Linked DNA regions of Homo sapiens: region 1 is linked to region 2. Evidence: chromatin loops called from intact Hi-C (ENCODE). Cell type or tissue: HCT116. All regions are shown on one strand. Links, peaks and the distances in the headings refer to the core of each region. The heading gives the core; the rest is flanking DNA. Region 1 overlaps BMAL1 (basic helix-loop-helix ARNT like 1). Region 2 has its middle 25 kb from the start of LINC00958.

Region 1 (14,977 bases), core at 5,317-10,316, 420 kb after region 2:
GGGCTCCCTTCTCAGGCTCAGCCTTGGCCCTGCCCCTGCTGTCCACGCTGGACTCATCCTTCCTGGGACCATCCCCACATGCATGGCTGCAGCCCCCATCGATGACTCCCACATCCACATCTCCTGGCCCAGTCTCTCTCCCGAGCTCCAGATCTGTCTCTCCAAATGCCTCATAGACAGAACCACCTGGAGTCTCAGAGGCACCTGAAATTCAGAATATCCCAAGCTGATTTTCTGCACTCCCCTACCTGATTGGTTGTTTAAGCCAGAAACCTGGCTGTTGTCTCTCCCCCATTATATCTAAACACGGAGTCCTGAACCTTCTATCTCTTAAACTTCGTCACCACTATTGCTATTTCACCCTCCTCATCTGCTGCCTGGATTATTGCAAATCACTTCGCAACTCTAGTCCCCCTCTCCCCACCCCATCCTCCATTGTAGTTCATTCTCCCTGCCGTGGACTTTCTAATAACCCAGTTCTCATTTGTGCCTTTTCTGTGTATCGTCCTTTGGTACTCCTCATTCCCTTGTGGAAACTGTCCAAATTCGTTAGTACGGCATCCAAGAGGCCCCTCATGATCGGATTGGTACCTGCTGCCCCAGTTTCATCTATCATGCTCTCATCATCATTTATGATGAATTCCTTGGAGGAGTCTCCCAAGTTTTAACCTGCCTCAGTGCTCCTGCACGTGTTGGTTGCTGTGCCTGGAATGCTTTCTCCTCCTTACCTCTCTGCCAAGCTAATTCATATTCATCTCTCAAGACTCAGCTCGGGGTTAACTTGCTCCAGAAGCTGCACCTGGCCCCAGATGAGTTGGTTGCCTCGTGCTTGCCTGTCAAACTTACAACATTTTGCTTTAGCCATTGTTCATCTTGTTGGTTTTCCTGTTAAACTGTGAGCTCCTTGAGGGCAGGGACTTGTCTCTGTAACCCTGGCACATACAGTGGTCTTCAATAAACGTTTTTTTTCAGTGCATGAAGGGAAAGAATTAGATGCTGTATGAAGGGAAAAAACTGGCCTCAGATCCTAGAAGGAAACTTGAGCCTTTCCCTGCTGGAATGCCTTTTCCTGACAAGCTGTAGCCCTAAAGTCCCTCAAGGCACAACTCTGATGTTGAACTGCAAATGGATCATGGGATAAACTGGTTTTACTTTAATACATAATAGTATTTCTTCCTCAGTTTTCCCCTTTCCTACTCTCAGATTCCTTTGTTGTAGGTGGCCCAAAGAGGACCCACCCCACTGTTCCAGGGATTCCAGGGGGAACCCGGGCTGGGGCAGGAAAAATAGGCCGAATGATTGCTGAGGAAATCATGGAAATCCACAGGCAAGTAACACCTTCTAGTTCCTCTGTTAAACCAGTGGTTCTCAACCCAGGGAAATTTTTTCCCCCAGGCAATATTTTGCAATGTCAGGAGACATTTTTGGTCTTCACAACTGGGTGGGAGGTTGCTACTTAAACATCCTGTGGATAGAGACCAGGGATGCTGCTTGTTAAACATCCTACAGTAAACAGGACAGTTCCCTCCTCCCCACCCAACAAAGAATTATCCAATCCAAAATGTTAGTAGTGCCTAGATTAAGAAATCCTGCCTTAAATAAAGAAGCTAAACCAAAATAGCCCAGCGCTAAAGAGAATTCTTGAGAAGACTTAACTTTCTTATGGCTCAAGGAGCTTCTCAGTGCGGATAGATGTACCTTTACTTTACAGGAATGCAGGAGTAGAGCTGTGAACTATCAGAGTGATCTGGACCTTAACAAAACATTCACTTTTTTTCAATCAAAGAGCTGCCCAGGATTAGTACTAGAAACCAAGCAGATCAGCTAGTTATTACTAGCTGTCTTGGGAGAGACTTCCTTTCCATATGAAAGAGAAGGAGCTTAGAAGCAGTCCACCTGGGTCTGAGTCCTGGGCCTGTCTCTCTACCTGGCTATGCTGAGACTTACTTAACCTCTTGCTCTCTGTTGATTTAAACCATAAAAAGAAAGCACTATTTCCCAAGAATTGTGTTAGGATTGTGAGGGCACTCAGGAAAGTTCCAGGAACACAGCCTGACATATAGTGAGTGCTTAAAAATTAATTAAATCTGTCTTTAAGAGCAGTCGAGAGGGAAGCAGTTATCATAAGTCTGTCCAAATTTGGGGAATAGAGAAGGTGGTAACCAGATTCTTCAGAACGAAACTTAATGTAACATAAGAAAAGGAAGAAAACACTGCTGCCGCTGGATTCTCTCAGGAGAATTAGAGGCTGGCCTGTTTTCCAATTGGCCATAAAGGGGCTGTTATCCCCCTATAGGTAACACAGCTCTTTTCCAACCCCACAGGATTAGTGGGTGTGACTTCTGCATCAGGAAGGAGACATGAGGGTAGTGTGCAGTGTAATCAGGTTCAAACCCTATACTTTGCATTTGCATACCCTGTATTTTGCTTGAGACCATCCAAGAACAGTATCAAACAGTCCTTGACCTCAAGAATTTTAAAATCTTTTATAAGTCTATTTTCTTTATGATAACAGGAAAAAGGGAGGGTGCATGGGCCAAAGCAAGCAAAAGAGGAAAGATTTGAACTTGGCCTTAGCCAGGGTTTGCAATAAGAGTGGATGTTCCCTCTAGAAAAGCCAGGGCTATTCTTGAGTGGGCATGTGAGTGGCAAATTCAGGGTCAAGAAACAAGCTACCTAACTGGGCAGGCTTTGTGTAGGAAGGAGACACAGAGCTATGATAGGCGATTAAGAAACACAAGAAATGATACTGTGCAGTTTGGAAGAAACCTGTAAGACCCCATTTGTTGTAGGATGCTGAACAAGCATCCAAAGTCTTGTGTTACGCTTTGTGGAAGTTGCATTGGAATAGGGAGAGATGAAGGTGGGCATGTTTGACAACTCAGGAATGAGGCCTTATCCTACAGAGATGACACTGCCAAAAGAGAAATCAATCATCTAAGGTCTAGCGTTTGAAGATGAAATCAGGAATGATGAAACAGCAATTCCAAGATGAGAAACCTGGGAAAATAGTGGTTTCATAGACATAAGTAGAGAAAGGTGGGGGACACTCAGCAATTTTTCCGTAAGCAATTAGCAGCCGTTTGTGCATGCTGAGAATACATGATATGTAGTTGTAAACTGCCGTTAAGAAGCTTCTAATCCAGAAAGAAAACTTGTTCACTCATAAATCTAGAGAACTAGGCAGTACAAGAACCAAAAGACTTCTGGGTGGTGGAGGAGTGGTCTCTGGGTCACCCAAAAGCTACATTCATCCATGTAGGAGCTGAGAGTCCTGTGGTTACACAACTGCCATCACACTCTCCCTAAACTGTAGCTGCAATGCCAAGTGATGGATTCTTTCCTGAGGTCCTTCAGCCTGACAAGTATTTAGGTGGATTTACAGTTCTAAGTCTTCCCTTCTATAAATCTTCTGAGAGATATGCTAGATAAGAAAGGCCTGGACCCATTTTTCATCAACCACTGCCTTCGAAGGCTGCTTTTCCTGTCACTACTACTAGGCTACCTTTTAGACCCTGGTGCCGTCCATGTCCTAAGAGTATTCACTAGCTAAACAGTGTTTGTGGAGAAGGGGACAAATTGTTTTCTGTGGATCAAAGATGGAGGTTGATCTTAGAAGTTCTCCTCCAATTCACCTGGATTCTGTGAGGAAATAAAACTGGCCACTTACTTGAAATTCACCAACTGAATGCAAACTCCAATCCAAGGGCTTTGTCAGTGAGATGCTTGACTCTAGGGACTGCATTCTAGATCAGGTGCCTGTAGAACAAATCCAGCTTGTCATCTGTTTTTGTAAATAAAGTTTTATTGGAACACAGCCACACCGATTCGTATCTGTGGCTGCTTTCAAGCTGCAGAGGCAGAGTTGAGCATTTGTGACAAGACACCATATGGCCTAGAGAGCCTACTATCTGGCCCCTTACAGAAAAAGCTTGCCAAACCCTAATCTAGATCTTCATCCCCTTTCTCACCTTTACCCCTTAACAAAGCACATACACTCCACTGAAAAAAGAAAAGGCAGTGTAATTCTCTTTTCTGACAGGATAAGAGGGTCATCGCCTTCTAGCTGTGGCTCCAGCCCATTGAACATCACGAGTACGCCTCCCCCTGATGCCTCTTCTCCAGGAGGCAAGAAGGTAAGACTGATGATTCTTAGCCTAAGCTAGAGAACCTCTTGCCCAAGATCTGAAATGTTGGGGGTGGGAGTATGGAATTGCAACTGCGATTGCTGAAACAATTTGGACTACTTCCTCCTTGAAGTAAATGCATCTGTGTGAGGCTGGATACAAAGCATACTGGTAGGGCTAGGGAGGCTTGCTGACATCCTCAGAGGCTTTCTTCCATGTGAGTGGAAGAAGGGAGAAAGAATAAGGAATGGGGAACTGTCAGTTCATTTAATTGAGGGAGCAATTCAAGAGTTCCCATGAGGGAAAGATTATTGAGTACCTCACATAGAAAAGTTTCTCATTTTCTGCCAGGAATTTTCAAGGGAGAAAATATTAGTGTCTAGGGCAGGCAATGGAAACAGCAATGCCACCAGCAGTGCTTTGGAAATCAAGCCATGCTTTATAGCTGCAGAATACTTGGGGATCTGCTGCCTGGGGGTTCCATTGGTGTGACAGCATTGGATCCAAGCAGTGGATCAATCACCAGCCCTCATGAAGAGCTTGCTATAAGACTACACTATAAATAGGTTTAGGAACCAGTCATTTGTTTTCATCTTTGCTGGAGAACTTATAAGCCTAGGCCCATCTTAATCGTAAATTATAAATCTGTTTATATTGCCTGATGCCAGTAGAGCTTAGGACAGTTTAAAGGCCATCATTTTGGACACAATGGCTTCCTTTCCCCATCTCCTAAAACAGAGAGAGAGAATATCAGGAATTTCCATAGGCAGGACTCCTAGGGCACAAACCATCAAAAGCAGGGCAAGGATTTTCAAAACTGAGCTCCTCGGAGGTTTGTTCAGGTTACCAAGAGCTGTGGTGTTACCAGGTGGGATGGGCGTGGGGATAGTTGCTAAGGAGAGAGGGTAAGAGTAGAAATCCTGCTTCTACAAGGGCAGCAATACTTCTTTTTTATACAGGAATCTTCTGCAAACATTTCTATTTGAAAAAGCGTTTTGCTCCCCCCAAAAAAGGTTGAAAGTTAACAAATTAATGGGTAAGACTACAAAGTAAGACCTGGGTTCGAAGCTTGGCCTTGCCATGTGCTAGTTATGTGAACTTGTACAACTTTCAAGCCCTAGTTTTCTTTATAATGGAGCTAATAATGGTTAGGGTAGCCAGCATCTTTGCACGAGGTCCTACTGTGAGATAATATATGTGAAAGTGCTTGGCCCAAAATACCACTGACAGATGAAGTCTGAGCTTGGTGTCCCGTGACCCCCGCCCCCCTGCCCACAACACACACACTGCTTGCCAGCTGTCTTCTTAGCTGTTCTTCTGTTATACCTCCAGGTCCTTCCTGCATATTGGATCCACCATCTTCTTAGGGTGGTCTTCCAGTCTCTGCTTCTTAAGTTAACTTTTAGGCACTTGACTTGACTCCTGGTATTACCAAGGATTCTACTTCTTGGTTTTGAAAGGTTATCAGTCCAGTATAGGCTTAAATATTACTCAAAGAACTTTCATATACATTGTCTCATCTCACCTTCACAACATTATAGTGACAAGATCCAGGCTCCTCAGCGTTCGTTTTATAAGTATGGCCCCCAGGCTACAATCCTGGGCTCATGGCTTCCAATTCTTTTCACATCAACAACTACCAGAAATCAAAAGCTGTGCTCTGCATCATAAAGCCCCAGCTATTTTTGAGGCACTTATGAAAATTCTCCCTTTTCTTTGAGAAGAATGGATTATAAAATGGATCTGTGAGAAGAAATTTGGATGTGTTCTCACGAGATGAGTCCTGGGCAGCAGGACTTATAAGAAAAGCAGCTTAAACAAGACAGTTAAAACTGACAGCAGTATTAAATGGTGCACCATACCCAGCCCTTTCCAGTCACTTTCAAATTTGGAAGGTCCAAAAATGAACCATTTAGCCTGCAGTTGTTTGTCAGGATCAAGCTAAAAAGGAAGCCTAAGTGAGCCTCCATAGGTCGCAAGAGAGTACAGACATCCAGAAGCACTAAGGAAAATTCAGATAAAGCAGCAGTTCTACAAATGTCATCTGCAGTCTTTTTCCAGAAAGAGAGGGGGCACAAGATCCTTTTAAGGGTCTGCAAGGTTAAAGCTATTTTCTTAATAACATTAAAACGTTAATTTTTTCCCTGTATTGATAATGTGCACTATTCATACTAAAAGCACGGTTGGGTAAAATTGCTGGCATTTTACAAAAATCAGACAAGTGGCACCAAACTATACTAGTAGTCATTGTATTCTTCACCACCACACACTCACAGTAAAAAAATAGTTTAAAGCCAGTTTCATTTAAGATTGTCCATCATGGCTAGGTGCAGTGGCTCACCCCTGTAATCTCAGCACTCTGGGAAGCTGAGGCAGGCAAACTGCTTGAGTCCAGCAGTTCCAGGCAAGTCTGGGCAACATAGAGAAATCCCATCTCTACTAAAAAATACAAAAAAAATTATCCAGGTGTGGTGGTGTACCTGTAATCCCAGCTACTCCGGGGACTGAGGTGGGAGAATCACCTGAGCCCAGGAGGTTGAGGCTGCAGTGAGCTGAGATTGTGCCACTGTACTCCAGCCTGGGCAACCAGAGTGAGACCCTATCAAGGAGGGAAGGAGGAAAGGAAGGAAGGGAGTGAGGGAGGGAGGGAAAATGTCCATCATTACTTTTATAAAATTCTCAAGCACACATCTTTTTAATGCTCTGTGACAAAATGAGAAGTACACAGAACTTGTGCTGCATACCAAAGTATGATGTTTGTCTCAAAAACTACTTGTGTGATTAAGTTGTGAGTTGAACTAGCTACTATTTTCATTGGACACCATTTTTATTGTATATGGTCATTCGGTTTTGGGTATTTAGAATACTTTTTTTTTGGAAATGAATGAAGTGAACCTGTCACTTTAAGGAAAATGACTGACATTTGTTGCCAATGATAAAATCTGAGCTTTCAAGCAAAAATTGGAATTTTTAGAAAACTTGTCTCTGCTACTTTGACCTTGAGATCTTCCTAAAACTTAAAAAATGTTGTTGATGAGATAGGGAGTATTAATAATAGTGATATTTTGATGCTCTATAATGAAATGTGTCAATATATAGAAGATCTGCATAACTCAGTGAACCAATATTTTGTAACTAAACAATGCAAGGTATTTCAAAATCATGTAAGGGTAAAAGATCCATCCTAAGTGCCAAGATATAAAGAGTACAAAACATTCATTGATATGGTTTCAGATTCCACATTGCAACTCACCTTTAAGAAACTTCTACGTGTCAAGTTTTGAAGTGGTATCAAAAAAGAATACAATTATTTGAAAAGTCTATTAAAATATGCCTCCCTTTTCCAACTACTTATCTGTGGGAGGTTGGATTTCCTTCATATACTTGAATCACAAGACGTATCTAAATAGACTGAATGGAAAAACATATATGAGAATCCAGTTGAAAATTATTAAGCCAGACATTAGATTTGCAAAAATGTAAGATAATACTCTGCCTGGTAATTTTTTGTTACTGTTTTAGAAAATAGTTATTTTTCATTAAAATACTATTCATTATTTATGTTAACATGTAGCGGGTTTATTACATTTAAGAAATCTATTAGTTTTAATTTCAAATACAGTAAATATTGATAAATACAGCCTACATAAGCAAAAGTTCTTTGGAGTCCTCAATGATTTTTTTAAGAGTGTAAAAGGGTCCCTAGACCAAAACGTTGCTGTGGAAATAAAGTAAGTTATAATGCCACCTGCTGGCAAAGCCTGAAATCATTGCTGCTCCTGAAAGCAGCAGCTACCAAACTGTTTCCTCACGTATATCCAGATAGGTCTCAAAGAATGCTCTTCTTTGAGACTCAGCCAGGGGAAGGCAGCTGGGGTGAGTGGGGGAGATTTTGAGACAGAGTTCTCTTACTGAGTAGTAGTAATAATCCTCCCCAGTAGCCTGTCTTAACTTAAACCACAGGTTACTGAAGTTGGCACCTGTAGTATAAGAGATTTACTTCTGTTTTCTTCATTTGACTCCTTGAGCTGTGTCTCTTCACAGCTTGTTAACTCCACTTTTTCTTCTTCAGAAATATCTGTCACTATAAGATGTTTTATTCCCTTATAGGGGAAACGTCTAGCTGGGCTCATTGAAGTTTAGGCATTGGTCCTAAAGAAATATGTGGGCATCATGATTCCAGGCAGTTGAATGCTCTTGGGATTTTATTCAGCCTTTAAGTTGCCTCTGTGGGCTCACTAAAATGGAGAGAAAAGAATAGTTCGGGGGAGAGGTTTTTTCTTACTCTGACCATGTCTGTCTAACAGTTCCTTGTTTGAAATCATCCAATAGAAAACTGAAGCCATTTGAAGCTTCTCCCCACCCCACCCCATGCTTCATTTTCCTTTTGGCATTGCTCATAATACTGATTCAAACTTCACACTTCCCTCCTTTTGTTTGTAGATTTTAAATGGAGGGACTCCAGACATTCCTTCCAGTGGCCTACTATCAGGCCAGGCTCAGGAGAACCCAGGTTATCCATATTCTGATAGTTCTTCTATTCTTGGTAAGTGGCATCATTATTCGTTTCCATTGCAATGAGCTTGCAAAACATCTTACATAAAGTCAATTTTAAGAACTGAACTGTGTGAAACAAGCTAATCCTAGATAAATTTGATAGGAACAGAATAAAAGTTTAAAATTTGTTTAAATCTCTAAAAAGTTGACCAGTATTTGAGTTTTGGTGGAGGTCCAAGTTTGTGCCTGGAACTCAAGAGGAGGCTACAGCTACCTAGACATAGGCTTTCTCCCATGTGGGGCATAATCTCTTCAGAGAGAGAAGGCTAATGAAGGTTCAGAGATAATGCCTAGAAGGGTGATTAGTAAGCATATCAGAAGGTATTAAAAGTCATTAAGTGAAAAGAGTTTGCTTTTCCCATCACATCCATCTTTTTCTCCCCTGGGCTTTCTAGATCTGTTTTTTTCCTAAACTCTCCCTTCCTATTTGCCTTTCTTTTTGTAACTCCTCTTAACTGGTTACATCAGATTATTAAAATAAGCTTGACTCAAATATTTTTAACATTTACTAAATTTTAAGCGCTTTGTACTTATTTCTAAAATGATCATTTGATTCCTTAGAGCTGTCTCTTCACAACGTAACCCCACTTATTTCTTACGTATTTTTAAAAAATTGGTTCTTTCCTCTAAAAAACAGCGATATAAAAAAAGATAGCCATGCAGCCCAAAAAGCAGCATCTCACCCTACCATTAAATGTAACTTTCTTATTAAAAATGTGCTTAGGAATTGCTTACTTAATCTGAAGATGCTTTAAAAAAGAAATCACTGACCAGTCTTTATCTCCTCCCACAGGTGAGAACCCCCACATAGGTATAGACATGATTGACAACGACCAAGGATCAAGTAGTCCCAGTAATGATGAGGCAGCAATGGCTGTCATCATGAGCCTCTTGGAAGCAGATGCTGGACTGGGTGGCCCTGTTGACTTTAGTGACTTGCCATGGCCGCTGTAAACACTACATGTTGCTTTGGCAACAGCTATAGTATCAAAGTGCATTACTGGTGGAGTTTTACAGTCTGTGAAGCTTACTGGATAAGGAGAGAATAGCTTTTATGTACTGACTTCATAAAAGCCATCTCAGAGCCATTGATACAAGTCAATCTTACTATATGTAACTTCAGACAAAGTGGAACTAAGCCTGCTCCAGTGTTTCCTCATCATTGATTATTGGGCTAGCTGTGGATAGCTTGCATTAATTGTATATTTTGGATTCTGTTTGTGTTGAATTTTTTAATCATTGTGCACAGAAGCATCATTGGTAGCTTTTATATGCAAATGGTCATTTCAGATGTATGGTGTTTTTACACTACAAAGAAGTCCCCCATGTGGATATTTCTTATACTAATTGTATCATAAAGCCGTTTATTCTTCCTTGTAAGAATCCTTTACTATAAATATGGGTTAAAGTATAATGTACTAGACAGTTAAATATTTTTAATAAATGTTTCCCTTGTTCTATAAATACTGTTCACATTTCAAATAATTAGAAAAAAAATCCTACGTGTTGCAGGGCTGGATTATAAGTTTCTACAGTGGGTGTTCAAGGATGATCTACGCCAGTAGCATTTGTGGTGCTTTTCTGGCCTTCATAACGATTCTGGGCTTGCATAATTTCCCCATGCTACTAGCTTAGCTGTGTTGTTAAAATAGTTCATTTATAAATTGTTGCAATTTTAATTTATGTGAGAACAAAGATGTTACTGCTTATCCACAAACATCGAATCCTCTGAAATTATAAATTCAAGATTATATTTAACAAATTGGCTTCTCTAATGCTGCACCTCTCTAATACTACTTCAGTTATATAGTAAGTGACCCCAGTCCTAAAGCACCTAAATATTTGATCCCTTCTTGAATTGGACCACAGAATATTTAGAATAGCATTTGCATAAATAATTTGCTAAGCAAAGTAGCATGGTATAATGGAAAAAGCACTGAACTAGTATGAGAAACTGGCTCTGAAACTTAGGGTGACTATATGACCTAGTAAAGTCATTTTGCCCTTCATATCAAGTTGGACTAGAAAATACTCTTTTCAGCTCTAATAAATATTGTTTTGATTTATAGTACATTTTATAATTAGGGAATTTAAATGCCTCATCACACATATAGTAAAAGTTCCTTGAGCTACTATTTCTAATAATACTTACACCACCGAGATGGGAAATTATGAGACTAAAAATCTGGTCAATGTGGTTATAAATTTGGTCAGAAACATTAAAACAATGGAATTTTATTTTGATGAAAAACTCAAGTTTACAATCATTTAGTAAATGAAGAGCAAACACTTCATTTTCCTATCCCATAACTCTTAAGAAAAAAAAAGCATTAGTAAATAAATATCTGTGAACAGATTAAGGGTAAGGCAGACTGGATAATAAACCACCTCTGACATTCACACTCCCTGCATGTGACTCACTCTAAAGGGTGAAATGGCTCTGGAGATAACTGAACTGGTAAGATATGGGCATTAAATCTCATCCTGATCATTCAGATAAGCCCAAGATAAATACTTTTTGCTCATCAAGGGCAGCAAACTATACAAATTGTACTGGAGGAATACTTTGACAGAAGCACTTAAATTATATTGTGCATCACAACTATAAAATGGCTTGAACATTTCCATTTAACCACCATTTATAAAGTGCAACTATATATTACTCTGCATTTTATCTGAGGTGTGATGAATATCAGTCCAAACTGAAAGTACCCCAGCTGCCAATTTCCACCACTTCTGAAAAGACCTAGCTGTGTGAAAAAGGACCATCCCCCATACAAAGAACCAATTTCACAAACCTACTGGTAAACAAATACATTTACAACTGGAACTTCAAAATGCTAGAGTTGTACTCATTTAAAAAAAAACCATTCAGCTACCTTTGGTCTTTAAAAAAGCCTACACTGCAATATCCTAAACATTGTTATGTGCATCTCACAATGAAGAAGAGTGGCCTTGCAGTGCAGAATGAGGAGAGTACAACGTCACTGTGAAGAGTAGCATGCTATGGTTTCAAGGAAGATCAGCATCACAGCATTGGATTCTGTGCATCAGGATCGAGGTCACTGTTGCCAGAAGGGGGATGGATAGGGAGAATATCCAGCTCATCCACTTGTGGAGTTGGATGCATGACTACCAGCTGGTCCTGGGGAATGTCTGCTGCAGCTGCTGCAAGATTGGTGATAGATTTACTCTTTACACACTGAAAGTCTACATGCCGACTCTTTCCTTCTTCCTTCTCCCAGGACATTCGAATAAAGGGTCTTTGGACATAGTTGTAGATCACTTCTGGGCGGCCTCCAGGCCTTTTCTTTACTTTTTCTTTGTAGGTAGGATAACCTGAAAGAAAGAAAGATTTTAAAAACTGAGGAGACACACACAGACCTCTCACCCAATTTCGCCTTAGAAAGCTTTTCTGCTATAGATCCTAAAGAAACAAATTTAAAACAAAGAAGTGAAAACAATATTCCATCCACCTACTCATCAGTTCATGAGCCAGACATGAAAACCCTACTGATGTAATTCATAAAATCTTCTATCATTCTTTCAATTACTCAATATATCAACCATCAAAAAAACATTATTAAAGTAGGAGTATGTTGGAGCAGATCTTGGTCTCTAGCTATGTATCCTTTTTTTTTTTTGACATGGAGTCTCACTTTGTCACCCAGGCTGGAGTGCCATGTGTGACCTTGGTTTACTGCAACCTCTGCTTCCCAGGTTCAAGCAATTCTCCCACCTCAGTCTCCAGAGTAGCGCGGATTACAGGCATGTGCCACCATGCCCGGCTAATTTTTGTGTTTTTAGTAGAGGGGGGGTTTCACCACGTTGCCCAGGCTGGTCTCGAACTCCTGACCTCAAGTGATCTGCCTCGGCCTCCCAAATTGCTGGGATTACAGGCGCAAGCCACCATGCCGGCCTCTAGCTACGTATCCTTATATTCTCGTCACAGGATTACCCGGCCTACAGGCCTGGAATTTAGCCACATTAGCCTGCTAGTTTCCTTAAACCTACATCTCGTCTTTATATTGCTCTGAGTTTTTTCTTTTCTTTTTGTTAAATGAAAAAGCTGTACAGCTGTCCAGGTGGTTCTAGATACTTCTGCATCTAGATCAGCAAGGCCAATATTTTAACCTCCCATATCATTTTAACATTACTACTCCCAACAACCAAGCATTCAATTTACAGTCACATTCCCGAAGCAGCGTTCCCTGATTAATAGTACCTAATATTACCTTCCTCTTTTGGAACATAGTCACTTAAAAGTAAGGACAACCCTAGATTTGAAAAAAAAAATTAGTTATTTACTAGTAAGGCCACTTCTCCAAAGATCAACTGTCCTTAAGAAACTATTATAGACCCCTTCCCTCCTTTCTTCTAGTAAGAATTAACTAGTTTGGGATTGGCAAACATTTTCTGTAAAGGTCCAGAGTAAATACTTCAGGCTTGTAGGCCACATGGTTTCTACTAGAGCTACTTTTCACTCTGCCACTGTAAAGTGAAATCAGCCACAGAGAATACGTAAATGAATGAGCACGTGTATGTTTTTCTTTTTTTTTTTTGGAGATAGAGTCTCTGTCACCCAGGCTGGAATGCAGTGGTGCTGTCTCGGCTCACTGCAACTTCTGTCTTCCGGGTTCAAGAGATTCTCCTGCCTCAGCCTCTCGAGTAGCTGGGACTACAGGCGCCTGCCACCACACCTGGCTAATTTTTGTATTGTTGGTAGAGATGGGGTTTCACCATGTTGGCCAGGATGATCTCAAACTCCCGACCTCCAGTGATCCTCGGCTTCCCATAGTGCTGGGATTACAGGTGTGAGCCACTGCGCCCAGCCACATGTGTATGTTTCAATAAAACTTTATAAAAAAGAGGCAATGAGCTGATTTTGGCCCATAGGCCAAAGTTAGACCATAGTTAGAATCAGAAAAAATAGAATGGTCTCACATAGTAGGGGATCAATTAATGATTACTGCATAAGGGAATGCATGTAGGCATCATTGGTAGCTAGTACAAATAGCCATGTGTGGAGTATGTGTGTATGTGGTGGGGGTGAGATAGGTGCAGCAGGTGAACAAAACTGAAAATCTAAAAACCTGTAGAATGTCTTCATTTCATACTTTTGGTCAATTACCTCTGAAGGCAGCACCAGAAATCAGAAAGGTCTCCATCTCCATTCCCTTGTCCTTGATTCCTCCTGGACTATTAGAAAGACTTTAAAATTCCCATCTCCTTGTATTCTGTCCCCACACAAAATAACCACTCCAGACAAATGTAATCATATTACAATCCTTGCTTAAAAACTACCAATGGTTTCCTCGTGCTTAATTGGAAGGTCTGTACTCCTCAGAATATTATACAAGGCTTTTTTTACAGCCTGGTTCCATATCTACTTACTGTCATCTACTATCATGCTACACTCTAACTCTAGAGTTCTTAAATACACCTGCCATATTAAGCTTTCCCCAAACATGCTTTTACACAAATTGTTCTGCTGCCTCTTCCCTCTCAGCCTCCTGATCCCTGCGCTCCACCTTCTTTTATCCCTGGCAAAAACATTAAGACTCTCCACACAGTTAATCATTCACTTCTTATGCTCCATAGCACTCCCATATGTTAACAATACTTAACAGAACTAAACTGTAACTAAACTGTAATTACCTTTTTGTATGTCTGACTCTCTGACCTAAATAATGAGTTCCTATATGGCTTTGACTTTATGAACAATTTGTTGGTGTATCCTCAGTGCCTAGCATAGTACCTGATACACTGCAGGTGCTAAACAAATATTTGAACAAAGAGTGAATGAACTACCAGGATATGCCAGTTATAAGTAATAACCTCTTCCAATATCCATCTTACTCAACATTTTTTCCTTTAAAAATAAAGTAAAATCAGCCCTTTGGGAGGCCAAGGCAGGCGGATCATGAGGTCAAGAGATCGAGTCCATCCTGACCAACATGGTGAAACCCCATCTCTACTAAAAATACAAAAATTAGCTGGGTGTGGTGGCGTGCGCCTGTAGTCCCAGCTACTCGGGAGGCTGAGACAGGAGAATCACTTGAACCCAGGAGGCGGAGGCTGCAGTGAGCTGAGGTTGCGCCACCGCATTCCAGCCTGGTGACAGAGCGAGACCCTGTCAGATAGATGGATAAATAGATAGACAGAAGACAGACAGACAGACAGACAGGGCAAGCCTGCCCCTGACTTGCAGATTTACCAACCTATTCAGTCAACAGTTAATGGTTTAGCAGCTACTGCATCACAAAATTGTAATGCCAGATCACTACCTTAAG
Region 2 (14,977 bases), core at 5,148-10,147:
CAATACAGTACAATTCATATATTTTAATTGTATAATTTAATGACTTTGGGTAATTGTATACAGTCATGTAAATGTCACCACAATAAAGATACAGAACACATCCATCACTTGCTAAAAGCCTCTCATACCCCTTTGCAACCTGCCCTTCACCTGGCTTAGTAGCCTCAGGTATATGCTGATCTGCTTCCCTTCCCTGTAATATTGCCTTTTCTAAAATTTCATATAAATTTAGTCATACAGAATGTAGTCTTTTGTATTTGATTCCTTTCACTTAGCATAATGTGTTTGAAATTCATCTATAATGTTTTGTGTATCAATAGTTCATTCCCTTTTACTGCTGAGTAGTATCCCACAGTATAGATGTACCACAATGGATCTATTCACCAGCTGATGGACATTTGGGTTGTTTTCAAATTTTGGCTACAATGAATAATGCTGCTATGTGCATTTGCATACTTGTCTTTGTGAGAACATGTGTTTCCATTTCTCTAGGAGAAGGGATTGTTGGGTTACTGGTAAGGATATCTTCCACTTTATTGGACCAGTACCTGTCGGTGGCCTGTTGGGAATGGGGCTGCACAGCAGGTGTGCGGCAGGAAAGGGAATGAAGCTTCATCTCTCTTTACAGCCACCTGCCATCAGTCGCATTACTGCCTGAGCTCTGCCTTCTGTCAGATCAGCAAAGGCATTAGATTCTCATAGGAGCATGAACCCTATTGTGAACTACACATGCGAGGGATCCAGGTTGTGTGTTCCTTATGAGAATCTAATGCCTGATCATCTGTCATTGTTTCACATCACCCCCAGATGGGATCATCTAGTTGCAGGAGAACAAGCTCAGTGCTCCCACTGATTCTACATTATGGTGAGATGTATAATTATTTCATTATATATTACAATGTAATAATAATAGAAATAAAGTACACAATAAATTTAATGAGCTTGAATCATCCTAAAACCATTCCCTTCCCCCACTGTCCATGGAAAAATTGTCTTCCATGAAACTGGTCCCTGGTGCCAAAAAGGTTGGGACCACTCCTTTATAGGACCTTGTCACTCTGTTTTCCGGCCTGACTGTACCACTTTGCATTGCCTTCAGCAATGTGTAAATGTGTGAGAGTTCCTCACATTTTTATTTTTTGGGGTTTTTTTTTGTTTTTTGTTTTTTTTTGAGACAGTGTCTTGCTCTGTCACCCAGGCTGGAGTACAGTGGCATGATCTAAACTCACTGCAGACTGGCCTCCCAGGGTTCAAGCGATCCTCCCACCTCAGCCCCCTGAGTAGCTGGAACTATAGATATGCTCCAGGCTAATTTTTGTATTTTGTGTAAAGACAGGGTTTTGCCATGTTGCCCAGGCCAGTCTTGAACTCCTGGGCTCAAGTGATTGGCCCATCTCAGCCTCCCAAAGTGCTGGGATTACAGGTGTGAGCCACAATACCTGGTGATTTTCATTTTTTTTAAATTTGGCCACTCTAGTGGACATTTAATAGTATTTTATTATTATTTTAATTTGCACTTCCTTGAATGACTTGTGATGTTCAGCATCTTTTTATGTGTTTGTTGGCTATTCATTTATCTTCTTTTATAAAGTGATTGTTCAAATCATTTGCCCATTACTTACTATGTATGTCTTTTTATTACTGAGTTTTAAGGGTTCTTTATATAATCTGGATAGAAGGCTTTTTTAATAGCTGTTTTGCCAATGTTTTCTCCCAATCTGTGGCTTGTCTTTGTTTTCTCAACTCGTTATCTGAGGAGGAAAAGCTTTAAATCTTGATGAAGTCTGTTTTATCTTTTTTTCTTATGTGATTTGTGCTTTTTGTGCCCTGTTTAAGAAATAATTACAGGCCGAGGAGGGAGGATTGCTTGAGTCCAGAAGTTTGAGACCAGCCTGGGTAACATAATGAAACCTTGTCTCTACAAAAAAACAAAAACAAAAAAACAAAACTAAAATTAGCCAAGTGTGGTGGCGCATGCCTGTAGTCCAAACTACTCAGGACGCTGAGGCAAGAGGATGGCTTAAGCCCAGGTGATTGAGTCTGCAGTGAGCTGAGATCACGCCACTGCACTCCAGCCTGGGCAACAGAGTGAGACTCTGTTACAAAACAAGGCAAGGCAGGGCAGGGCAGGGCAGGGCAGGGCAGGGCAGGGCAAGGCAGGGCAAGGCAGGGCAGGGCAGGGCAAGGCAAGGCAGAAGGAAGGAAATTCTTTTATGCTGTCTTCTAAAAGTTTAATAGCTTTAGCTCCTTCATTTAGGTCTACAATCAATTCAAATATTTGTATATGATATGAAATAAGAGTTGAGGCTATATACATATATATGATACATACATGTATATGATGTATATATAAATGAGTGTATATATATAATGGATATATATATATATCCAGTTGTTCTAACACCATTTTTTGAAAAGACTATCTTTTCCCCATTAAATTACTTTGGCACCATTGTTGAAAATCAATTGACCATATAAGTATTGGTGCATTTTAAAGCTTTTATTTTGTTCCATTGATCTCATATGGTCTATCTTTATGCCAGTAACACACTGTTGTGATTACTGTATCTTAATGATAAGTCTTGAATTCAGGTAGTTTAAGTCCTTCCAAACTTGTTTTCCTTTCTTAAGAGTATTCTTGCTATTCTAGGTCCTTTGCCTTCTCGAACAAATTTTAGAATATACTTGTCAATTATTTTTTAAATTAAGTTTTAAACATAAATACTTTTAATTGCCTGGCATTTTAATGTCCAACTTGAGACCTTGTAAAGAAAATTGTGGTACAATACACATAACATAAAATTTACCATCTTGACCATTTTTAAGTGGCATTAAGTACATTCACATTGTGCAACCATCACCACCATCCATCCACAGAAATCTTTTTATCTTGCAAAACTAAAACTTTATAAACATTAAACAATAACTTTCCATTCTACCAGCCCCTGGCAACCAGCATTCTACTTTCTGTCTCTGAGTTTGATTACTCTAAGTGCCTCATAAAAGTACAATTATGCAGTATTTGTCCTTTTGTGACTAGTTCACTCAACATAATATCTTCAAGGTCCATCCATGTTGTCGGAATTTTCTTTCTTTTTTAAGTAAATATTCCATTGTATTCCACATATGTATGTATATATGTGTTTGAGACAGGGTCTTGCTCTGTCACCCAGGCTGGAGTGCAGTGGCACAATCACAGCTCACTGCAGCCTCAACCTCCTGTGCTCCGGTGATCTCCCACCTCAGCCTCCTAGTAGCTAGGACCATAGGTGTGCACCACCATGCTCAGCTAATTGTTGTACTTTTTCTAGAGATGGGGTTTCACCATGTTGCCCAGGCTGGTCTTGAACTCCTGGGCTCGAGTGATCCTCCCACCTCAGCCTCCCAAAGTGCTGGGTTTACAGGCATGAACCACTGCACCCGGCCCCATTGTATTTATATACTATAATTTAATTATCCATCAGTAGACACTTGGGTTGCTTCTGTCATTTTCTTTCTTAAAAAGTATTTTGGAGACTATCATAAATAAAAATGTTTTAAAACTCCATTTTGAATTGTTCATTGCAAATATATAGAAATTCACTTGACTTTGGCATATTGACCTTGTATCCTTTAACCTTGGTAAACTCACATATTGTTCTAGTAGCTTTTTTTAAACCATTATATGACCTTGTCATCTGCAAATTTAGACAGTTTACTTTTCCCTTTCCAATATGTATGCCTTTTATTGCTTTTTTTAAAATCTTTTTAAAAATATTGAACTGACTGGGACCTTCGTACAAAATTCAGTGTTAGTAGTGAAAGTGGGTATTCATGCCGTCCTTGTTTCTAATCTTAGGAGGAAAGAATTCATTTCTTCACAATTAAGTATGATCTAAATAGTGGATTTTATAGCATGAGAACAGTTATAATAGTAGCTTTAAAATCCTTGGTGGATAATTCCAACATCTGGGTCATCTTGGAGTGAATCTCCGCTATCTTTTCCCTTGAGAATGGGTCCCACTTTTCCAGTTCTTCATATGTCGAATAAGTTTGGATTGTACACATTATAAACGTTAAGTTGTGGAGGCCCTACATTCTGATAAGAGAACACCTTTTCTCTAATAGGTTTTGTTTATTTTGTTTTAGCAGGCATTTTTTTGTGATTGAACTCTAACTTCAAACTCTGTTTCTCAGGTGGCAGGTCCAGTCTCTTTTAGACTCTTTTGTCTCTGGCTGAGATGCTTTTGTTTTTGCTGTGTGTGTCCGTGGTTTGGGATCAGCCACAGACAGGAGCAGAAAGAATTTGGGAATTCCCTCTTTGGCTCTTTCTCTTCCAGAACTCTTTCTTCTCTCTTTTGGCAGTTATAGTTGCCCTGAACTCAACCTTCCATTTTCATAGTCCAAAAAGATGGCTGTTTTTCCACCAGCACCACACCTGGTTTGCACAATGGCTGCACCTGCCTCCAAGCTAAAAACAGCAAAAATGGGCGCTCACTTCCTGTAACATCTTTTCTTTATTGCGTGGACTTCCCACCAGAATCTGCCTGCTCTGTCCACTTTCCATTGTTTTCAGGTAGCTGCATTTTGTATTATGTCCACCTAGAAAAACCACATCCAGTCATTCCTGGAAGCAGAAGTCTGGTATGATGTGTTAAGGACAAATATTAAGATGCCTCTCTCCCTCTTTTTTTTTTTTTTTTTTGCAGTATTTAGATGCTTTTTTGTTGTTGCAGGTTTTCAGCTCCGGCATGGGCTTCCCTATTCTGCTGTGAAATTAATATGACATCTAGTGGCTTGGTAAAGAAGATCTGGACTGATTTTAATGGACACATCTGGATTTGGGGCTTCTTAGGTGTGGAGGTGGAGACAGGGGCCAGTGGTTACCATTACGTTTCAATGGTTGGTTTTTAAGAAATATTTGTTGGAAAACAAAAACTGACACACATAAAGACCTTGAATTCAATCTACTCCTTAATAGTTAGGAAAGAAAGAAGAAGGGAGGGAAAGAAAATGGAAAAGAAAATAGGAAAGAAGGGTAAGAAAAGAGAAAAGGGGCTGGATGTTGTGGCTCATGCCTGTAATCCCAGCACTTTGGAAGGCTGAGGTGAGAGGATCACTTGAGCCCAGGAGTTTGAGACAAGCCTGGGCAACACAGGAAGATGACCCCATCCCTAAAAACAGTTTTAAAAATTAGCTGGCATGGTGGTGTGCATCTGTAGTCCCAGCTACTCGGGAGGCTCAGGTGGGAGGATCACCTGAGCCCGGGAGTTCAAGGCTGTAGTGAGCCGTGATCACGCCACTGGACTCCAGCCTGGGTGACAAGAAATGAGAGGAAGAGAAGACAGAAGGCAGGAGGAGAAGGAGAGCTGGGATGATGTGGGCAAAGGGCGTTCAGGGAAGAGGAAGCAAAGCTAAGGGCCTAGAAATATGAAATAACCTGACAGATCCAGAAACAGGAATTGGTGGGAAATATGGCTTATAAAGTGGTCTGGGCCTGCGCGAGAGCTCTCATGGCGTGGGGTGGAATCCACATTCTGTACAATGGGCACGGGGCAGCCCTTCGAGGGCATCACCATCAAGGGAGTGCCCTGGATCCTCCGTGCTCATGTCCACTCCTTGCCTCTCCCCTCCTCTGCAGTGCAAGGAAACTCAGCCCTGTTGCCGGTCTTCTCCAGGTGCTGAATCAGCTGCCTTTCGCTGAGTGGCCAGTGGAAGGTTCTGGTAGGAAACAGGGTGGGAAGAAGGGAGAAGTTAGGGTCTCATCCCGTCTCTCTCCATCTCAGGTGGCATATCCAGCAGTGGCTCTTTTTCCTTCATAGCTCCAGCTCCTGCCAGAGGGACCCTCACAGGTTCTGGCTCCTGCCAGTGATCTGGCTGGGGGATCTGGGAACAGCACCTTACCCCTTCACTCCTTCATCCTAAGAATGGCAGTGACTTTGTATTCCTGAGAATCTTGGGATTTCTCTTCCCAGCACCTCCACCAATTCCCTGCATCAGATTCCCTTTGTTGTAACTACTTGGAGTGGTGTCTATCTTCCTAGTTAGCCCCTGAATAATATCGGGGGGACACTGGCCCCCCACTGCTCTGGTTTCCACACAGAGGGCTTTTTCTCTAAATCCTCCTGGCGTCTTGCTCTGCTCCTTAATCCTCCCGATGGAAGTGTGCTGAGTTAGCTAACTAGTGGGTGACAGCAGTCGGCCCACACTCTCATTTGCGTGGATCTCTCCTGGTGGAACTGGGGAGTGCATTTTAGCATGCTCATCATTGCCAAGCTCTGTCCTCCAGAGTAGTCTGTTCTGTAATGCAGGTGATATTTTAATCTCCATCTGTCTGACTCCCTGAGTCTGAATTGGTTCCCAAGGCTGGGACAAGGAGTCCTGTTTTTTTGTTTGTTTGTTTTTTTGTTTTTTTCTTTCTCAAACTCCAATAGCAAGGAAGTGGAAAAAAGATTAGACTTTTGGCCCGGCGCGGTGGCTCACGCCTATAATCCCAGCACTTTGGGAGGCCAAGGCAGGCGGATCACGAGGTCAGGAGATCGAGACCATCCTAGCTAACACGGTGAAACCCTGTCTCTACTAAAAATACAAAAAAATTAGCCGGGCGTGGTGGTGGGCGCCTGTGGTCCCAGCTACTTGGGAGGCTGAGGCAGGAGAATGGCGTGAACCTGGGAGGTGGAGCTTGCAGTGAGCCGAGATTGCGCCACTGCACTCCAACCTGGTGACAGAGCAAGACTCTGTCTCAAAAAAAAAAAAAATTAGACTTTCAGTACCACTACATTATAGCCAAGAGAAACTGATTCCCCTCAGCCTGGCATATTAGGGAGAACCTTACCTGCAACTCCTCTCCCCACATATTCTCCTAAACTTAGACTCTTCAGGAACCACTGAGACTCTGTCATAGCCCTGACGTGCAATGTCAGGAGCAGGGAATAATGAGGCCAGCTTCAGAGTGTGGGAGATAGTGGCACAGGCCCCACCCTCACAAATGTCCACAGCTTAGCTTAATACTCTGTTCGCTGTCTTGAAACTCTCACTGTTTTTAAGAAGTTGTCCCACATTTTCATTTTTTCGCCAGACCCCTCCGACTATGTGGCTTTTCCTGGTACTCCCTCCCTCTTGGGCGCCCAAGCTCCTTGGATTGTTAAGGCTGGCGGTGCTGCCCAAAGCATCCCCCCCAGGACTTCTCGATATGGACAGCAGAGGGCAGCAAACTGCCATTTGAGGGCTCCTCACCCAGGACGACCCAGGGGTTTGAACCTGGCTTTATCCACGTGGGGTGAGAGGGGTGGGAGGAGGGTGGTATTAGTTGTTTGCGTGTTTTTAATAATTGAAAACCAGAAACCCGACACTCTGAGCACCACTTCAGGTGATGTGCTGTGTGGCATTTTCTGCCCTTGTGGAGTCCAACCATCCATTCTGAAACAGAGCAGTTCCTTTGACCTTGACAGTACAGTAAGTTAACGTTGTCCTTAGGTTCTCGGAACTACAACTTAAAGGGAAACCAATTTTACTACAGGCTAATGGCTATAAACTAGAGTTGAGTTCCTACAGTATATTTCAGGTCACAAAAACATCAGCAAACTTCTAGGTAAAGACTCAAAACACTTCTAATACTAAACACTGAAATAAATGTGAGCTATACATGCATTTGATGAATAAAAACAAGATCATTATTTACTTAGTAATTCCAGTTCAGGGTAATGAGTGCTCGAAGCCCCTCCTGGCAGCTCAGGGCACAAGGTGGGACCCAGCCCTGGATAGGATGCCATTCCCTCACAGGGCGCACTCACCCACACCCACGCTCGCTCCGACTGGGACCATGTAGACACACCAGTTCTCCTAATGTGCACATCGCTGGGATGTGGGAGGAAGTGGTAGTGCCTGGAGAAAACCTATGCAGACATGGAGAGAGAGTACAGACTCCACACAGAGTGTGGCCCCAGAAGGCATGGATTTTTTTTTTCTTATCCATGTTCTAATGAAATGGTGTAGGCTGGGCAACGCAGTGAGACCCCCATCTCCACAAAAAATTTAAAAATTAGCTGGGCATGGTGGTGTGTACCTGTGATCCCAGCTACTCAGGAGGCCGAGGTGGAAGGATCTCTTGAGCCCAGGAGGTTGAGCCAGCATTGTGTCACTGCACTCCAGCCTGGGTGACAGAGCAAGACCCTGTCTCAGAAAAACAAAAACAAAAACATGACATTATTTGAGGACCTGCTGTGCAAGCTAGTGGCCAGCATGTGCAGTGCCGCATGTCCCACGCTGCTCCTGATAATATCTAGATCAACTACAAAGAGTCTTCCAGGGGGTCTTCCCTGCATGGGGTCTTCCATATATCACCTCTAATCCTTACGGTACCTTAACAAAGTCTGTATTTTTATCTGCATTTCCCTGATGAGGAAACTGGACTCAAAAATGTACTTGATGTAACTTGTCCTAGGTCATACAACTGTGAAGTAGAAAAAGCTGGATTCAAATCCAGGTTTTACCTAGTCCACCTAGTGTCTAAAAGGTATGCTCCTTCTACAAGTCCAATGTGCCTCTGTGATGCATAAAAGGGACAATGACATTTTGTCTTGCCTTTACTTTGTAGGGTGAAGTTCTTGTCTGAAATAACAATCCCTAGGGCGGTGCCCCAGCCCTCTCCAAGGCACAGTGGACACCTGTAAACAGAAAAGCTCTCATGCACCAAATGCCTGTGATCTGGGATTGCATCTGTCATCAGGCAAAACAATGAGAGAAAAATGTATTAAAATCTTTTTGTTGTTGTTGTTATAATAATCCAACGGCCCATGCTACTCTCTCCTAAAGCCTCAAGTTCTCAGGAAAAGCTCATCATTGATTTGAGCCTAATGAAAACCGTCTTTGGTGAGCATGCTTCCACATTCCCAACCAGCTTGTAACAGTTCTATAGAAATGTGTTAAATTCAGAAGCTACTTAGAAGGCTTCCTAGCCTCCTAAGGCATCCCCAAAGCATGTCAATATCAGAATAAGACAGAGCTGACATTTTTCCTATTAGAAATGTTGTAGTCCTGGAATCGCAAACTCAAATGCACACCAGGGTCAGGCAAAACTTACAAATGCACGAAGCAGATCTGCTGTAACAGGCAGTATGTGCCTCACTGATGGGCATTCACAATGAAAACAAAAGTGCCGTGTGACTTAGCCCATCTGAGGGGTGAGGTTCATTGAGCCCATTATCTTTTGCTTTGCCTTAGTGGCTAGGGAATGCATGGCTGAACGACTATGGGTAGTGACAGTATGGGAAGGAGCGCTGTGTAGTGGCTAAGGCTGAGGGCTCTAGAATTACCCAGCAGGTTCAAATTCAGGTTCTATTATTGAGTAGCTGTGCATCTTTGGGCAATTTACTCCAGTTCTCTGAGACTCCATTTCTTTATCTGTGAAATGGTTTACCATGCAGTGTTGTGAAAAGTGAATGGGAAGGTGGATGCCAAGTGTTGACAGGACTCACACATGGAGGCTGTCATGCTATTCTCCTCCTCCAAAGTCGATCTGGAGTTTGGAAAGCAGGTATTCTGCTCCAGCAAAAGATGCTGCCTTGTTTCATGTTTAAATACCTTCTCCTGTGTCATGCTTTACATAAGCCCTTCAGCTGTTTTCAGAAGATAATTACACATTTTAAGTTCAACAACAATGAGTAAAATGGCCTTCCTTTGTTCCCTTTGCCTTCTCTTTAGCCCTTTGGGCTGAGGAGAGTATCTTGCCTGGAGTTGCTGGTAGGAAGAGAAGACCCTCCTTTATCCCAGGATGAAACTGCACATGGACTTTCTTGAATTTCACTGAGATAAACACCAGAGAAGCAAGTCCTGTTGCAACCCCCCAAAGCAACCTCTGTGAACCTGGGAAGGGGCACCTGCCAGATTCCCACAGTGTCAGAGTCCCCAAGAATGGGACCTCCTGCAGAAGCCCCCCAAGGACAAAGCTGAACCCTTCCCTGCTGAGCTGGGCTTCAGCCAAGAGGCCTTTTAGCAAAGGATTACAGTTCCAGCTGGGATCAACTGACTCCCTGAGGGATGAGAGGCAAGTTTGTCTGGGAAAGGGTCTGAGTTGGCAAGATCTGGGATGCTGGAGGGGCTCCTGGAAGGGAGGAAAATTTCCCTCCTCCAATGCTCCAAACACCTGGTTTGGACGAAACTCTGCTCTTCAACACAACCTGTGTACCTCTTTTTCTCTACACCTAACAAGGAAAGAAAATCAATGTGGTCATACTTCTGGCCATCCCAAACTCTGAATCCAAACTGGGGGTCTCCCACAAGACTCTATTTCTGTGGCCAGGACGCCCAATCCTGTCTGAAACTTCTTAGCATACAAAGTACAATGCACCTATTTTAAAACTTGGAGCCAGGTTTCAAAGGTGTTTTGTGTATTGTTTTACAATTAAACTATGAAGATCATCTATATTTCGTGGATGTAGATACAGGTGTTTGTGAACAGGGGTGGTAAGGCAGATTTATCAAAGTGATTATCACATTGAAATGTTAGAAGCTGCCTCCAATCCTTTTTGGAATGAGACTGGGTATGAAAATCAATAGGTAAATGCAAATTTAATTAAAATATGTGTCGATCAGTATCAACTGGCTCTAAGACAAGAGCTTTGAAAGGGGATTTATGCAGAAAAAGCCAAGTTGTAGGAACATAGGGAGCCAAGGCATTGGTTTCTAGATTTGGAGGGGAGATATGTAAAGTACTGGGGTTGGGCCTTGAATGTATTCACTCTCAAACTATCATCATGAGTCCCTGTCGGTAGGTGGTCTGGGGCAGGCTGGAGAGCCTGATGAGGTCAAGTCCATGGTGGGAAGAGGGACTGAATTTCCCCTGAAGAGAGCCTGCTATTCTTAGCACAGAATGGGAGAACTTGAGCACTTCACCCTTGACTCTTCCCTTCCTGCTCTTTCTCCTTCAGCCTCTTTTCCTTCTGCCTCCCCACACCCTCTTTGAAGCTCCAAAGTGGAGTAAGTGGCATTCCATATATACCTTTTCTTCCTCAGAACTTTGCCAACAGGATGAGGAGCCACCTTCAAGTGGAAACTTGAAGTCCTTTTCTTCTATCTCTTCCTTTAATCATGGCCCCTCCCTCCCACCTCTAATTGAATCATCCTTTCTCTCTTTAATAAATATTTTCAGAATTCCTATGCCATGAGTACTCTTTTAAGCTTGGACCTGTCCACAGAAGAGCCAAACCTGAGAGTCCTTGGTGATTGGCAGGCACAGGTGAAGTCCCTTTTCTTCCCTAATGAGGAGTCTTGACCTCCTTAACATTTTCCTTCCCTTATTACTGACGTCACTTTAGGACTCACCAGTCACATCTCTTCCATACCACCCTGGGGCCTGCATATTTTCTTAAACCACAGAAGGGAATTGACATTTACTGACACTTAATTATATTGAACACTTACTATGTGCAGCCTCCCTGGAGGGCATTGCTGTCCCTACTTCTCATGGTACAGCATGCCGGGAAACATATATTAAAAGAAAAAGCAGTAATTAAAACAGAAATGGGAGAAGGGGCCCAGGCTCCCAGCTTTTGGCTCAGTTGCTCTTGTGGCATGAGAGAAAGTGTAGGCTTGGGGCTGAGTTCGCTGGGAGTCTGTGGCTTGTCATGGCTGCGTTGTCAGCCTTTGCTTGTGGAGTTCCTCCAGAAAGCCCTCCACCTGAAGCCCAGGCTGCAGCACCTCTACACTCCACCCTCTATGATTCGATCCAACATGGAATGATGATCCCGAGTAATTTATAAGCTGACTCCACTGACATGGGCTCCAGCAAGTCCTGGCGGGTGTTTGGTGGTGCAGGGGGAGCGGCCCTTGCTGGTTGGCACAGAAACGGAACACCTGCAGGCCCCAGAACTGTCCCCAGCCCGCTCTCTCCTGCAATCTTGCACTGGATCTCACGTTCCAGCTCAGATGTGAGGGAGATCAGACATAAAATTCCAGGGGCTGAAAATTCCTCGCATAAGGACATCCCCCCCATCCTCCCTTCTAATTTCCAGTGAAGCAGAAATTTTAACTCCTCAGGGCAACTTTTCAAAGCTGAGTAACTTCAGATTACACACTCAAGTCCTGTTATTTGTTAACAGCATTTGAATGAGTAACTTGCTCCCATTGCTTTGAAAATATTTCTTTTAAATGGAGAAGCAGGAGCAATTAGAGATGAAAAGTACCTGTACAGTGCCTTCCAAGATGCCAGAGGCTGTTCCGAACTGGCATTCCAAAGTGGGTAAAAATAACTTTCTTTAGGAAAACATAGAAGGAGGGTGACTTACAGGGGGAAGGAGCAAAGGGCATGTCCGAGCTGTAGGAAAGACCACTCTGTGCTTGTGTGTCAAGGACCTGTCCTCTGATGGCCAGTTTCAGATGCAGACAAGTGTTTCTTGCTACATTTGGATTTTCCAGGCTGCTAGAGAAACAGGCCTAGGCTTTTGGGATAGAACAGGGATGTCGACTAAATATATATATATTTTTATATATATATTTATATATATATAAATAAATATATAAATATATATATACATGTGTATATATATACACACATATATACGTATATATATATACGTATACATATACATATATATATATATATGTATATATACTAATATTCTGAAAACATGGGGCCTTTTCCCACCCTGCTGTCTTTTATGGAAGGGTCATCTTCCCACAGCACACCCAGCAATCCCCACCCACTTCCCTAGTGCTAAGCTAAGCTATAGAAACTCTGGAAAAAATAGATGTTTCTACTTCTCAAAAGAAGATATATATGTGGCCAAGAAGAGTATGAAAAACTGCTCAATATCACTAATCATTAGAGAGATGCAAATCAAAACCACAATGAGATACTATCTCATACCAGTCAGAATGGCTATTATTAAAAAGTCAAAAACTAACAGATGCTGGTGAGGCTGCAGAGAAAAGGAAATCCCTATACCCTGCTGGTGGGAATGTAATTAGTTCATTAGAAAAATTAGTTCAGCCACTGTGGAAAGCAGTCTGGAGATTTCTCAAAGAATGTACAACAGAACAACCATTTGACCCAGCAATTCCATTACTGGGTATATACCCAAAGGAATATAAATCATGCTACCCCAAAAACACATGCACACATATGTTCATCACAGCACTATCCACAACAGTAAAGACATGGAATCAATCTAAATGCCTATCAGTGGTGGACTTGATAAAGAAAATGTGGTACATATTAACCATGGAATATTATGCATCCATAAAAAAGGATGAGATCATGTCTTTTGCAGCAACATGGATGGAGCTGGAGGTCATTATCCTAAACACATTACAGTGAACAGAAAACCAAATATCACATATTCTCCCTTATTAGTGGGAGTTAAACATTGAGTACCCATGGACACAAAAAAACGAAAAACAGACACCGGGGCCTACTTGAGAGTGGAGGATGGAAGGAGGGTGAAGGTGGAAAAACTACCTATCAAGTATTATGGTGATTACTGGGTGATGAAATAATCTGTACATTAAATCCCCATGATGCCAATTTACCCATGTAACAAACCTCCACATGTACCCTTGAGCCTAAAATAAAAGTTGGAAAAACCCCCAAAACAAGTAGGTAGTTTTGATGATGCCTCCAGGATGGACACTTCCGAGCACCCTGTAGTCTCTTGCACCCCAGATGGGGACTGCAAAGCTGTCAATAAGAGGGAAGATGCTCCCTGCAGTCAAAAAATGAGGCCAGAGACCTGGAAGATTATTGAACACTGGGAACTCCACCAGGCTCTGAGCTCAGCTCAAAGAGGGTGTATTATATAGATCAGTGGTTCTCCAAATGGGTTGCACAAGAAAATCACCTGGGGAGCTTTAAAAATCCTGATGTCGGGCCACACAATATCTACTCCAACCCCACCCCAGCCAAGGTCTATACTCAAGAAACCAGAATCTCTGGAGGTAGAACCCTAGGAGCAGTCATCGTCACAGTTCTCAGGTGATTCTAATGTGCAGCCAAGTTTGAGAACTAGTTGCGAATAGTTGAGAACTAGATGCAAAATGGTTGAGATGATTCAGAGACTCTGGGACCCACTCAGGGAACAGATGAATGTATAAATGAATGATTATTTCTTGCTTGGATTACAGCAAAAGACTTTTGGCTGGTCTTATTGCTTACTCCCCACCCCCTTTGTTTTGTCTCAGTCCGGCAACCAGAATGAATTTTTTTCTTTTTGAGACAGAGTCTCACTCTGTCACCGAGGCTATAATGCAGTGTGATCATGGCTCACCACAGCCTCGACCTCCTGGGGCTCAAATGATCCTCCCACCTCAGCCTCCCAAGTAGCTGGGGCTACAGGCGTGAGCCATCATGCCTGGCTAATTTTTGTATTTCTTTTTTTTTTTTTTTGTAGAGATGGGGTTTTGCCATATTATAGAATTATCTTTTCAAGAATATAAGTTGGAGTGTGTCCCTGTTCACCTCAATACCCTCTATGGCTTTCCCACTAATTCAGAATAAGAGCTGGCATCTTCATAATGACCTACAAGGCCCTGTATGATTTACCTTTGAAGACTGCCCCATGCCCACCTGCCCTCCCTCTGATATTATCTTTTACTACCACCCCCCTTCCCACCCTTTGTGCCCACGGTTCCAGCAATACTGGCATCCTTGCAGTTCCCTGCAGGTATTAGGTGCACTGCTGCCCCAGGGCTTTTGCACTTGCTATAATTCTGCTCTTTCCCTATATAGTCACCTGGCTTGTCCCTTACTTTTTTCGGGTCTTTGTTCAAATATTAACCTGCTCGCCTTACATTCATGCTCCTCCATGCCTACTCTGCTTATCAGGAGGTTTATTTTTGTGTATTTATCCTCTTTCTCCCTATCTAAGTGGATACTGGAGTCTGTACAGCATTTTTAGACCACTTACAGCTTGTGAAAAGTTGGGAATCCAAATTCCTGATTTCTCTCTTTAATTTCTGCCTGCAAGCCGGCCAACACTTTCTAAACTCATCTCTTAACTTTAAT

What was found. Peaks named below come from ENCODE experiments on the same cell type or tissue, not always from the same donor. Only the 100,000 strongest peaks of a DNase experiment are listed, where the experiment ranks them.
Region 1: it touches region 2 in a loop (4-fold over the local background); 5 of 110 quality-filtered maps call a loop at or near these places.

Annotation. Positions count from the first base shown.
Region 1 is chr11:13,377,119-13,392,095 of GRCh38, forward strand. BMAL1 (basic helix-loop-helix ARNT like 1) reads left to right here. Exons shown (of 20, transcript NM_001297719.2): 17 at 1,219-1,327; 18 at 4,043-4,136; 19 at 8,571-8,673; 20 at 9,478-10,148. The coding sequence ends at 9,638. It overlaps BTBD10 (BTB domain containing 10), which reads right to left. Exons shown (of 9, transcript NM_032320.7): 9 at 10,890-12,023. The coding sequence ends at 11,713. Among named protein-coding and RNA genes, the nearest start is that of BTBD10, 79 kb to the right of the region's middle. In HCT116, for the core only: a CTCF peak has its summit at 7,883 (motif pointing left); a DNase peak (open chromatin) is centred at 7,903.
Region 2 is chr11:12,957,064-12,972,040 of GRCh38, forward strand. No RefSeq gene overlaps it. Among named protein-coding and RNA genes, the nearest start is that of LINC00958, 25 kb to the right of the region's middle. RefSeq lists a silencer at 7,226-7,285. In HCT116, for the core only: a CTCF peak has its summit at 7,179 (motif pointing right); a DNase peak (open chromatin) is centred at 7,198.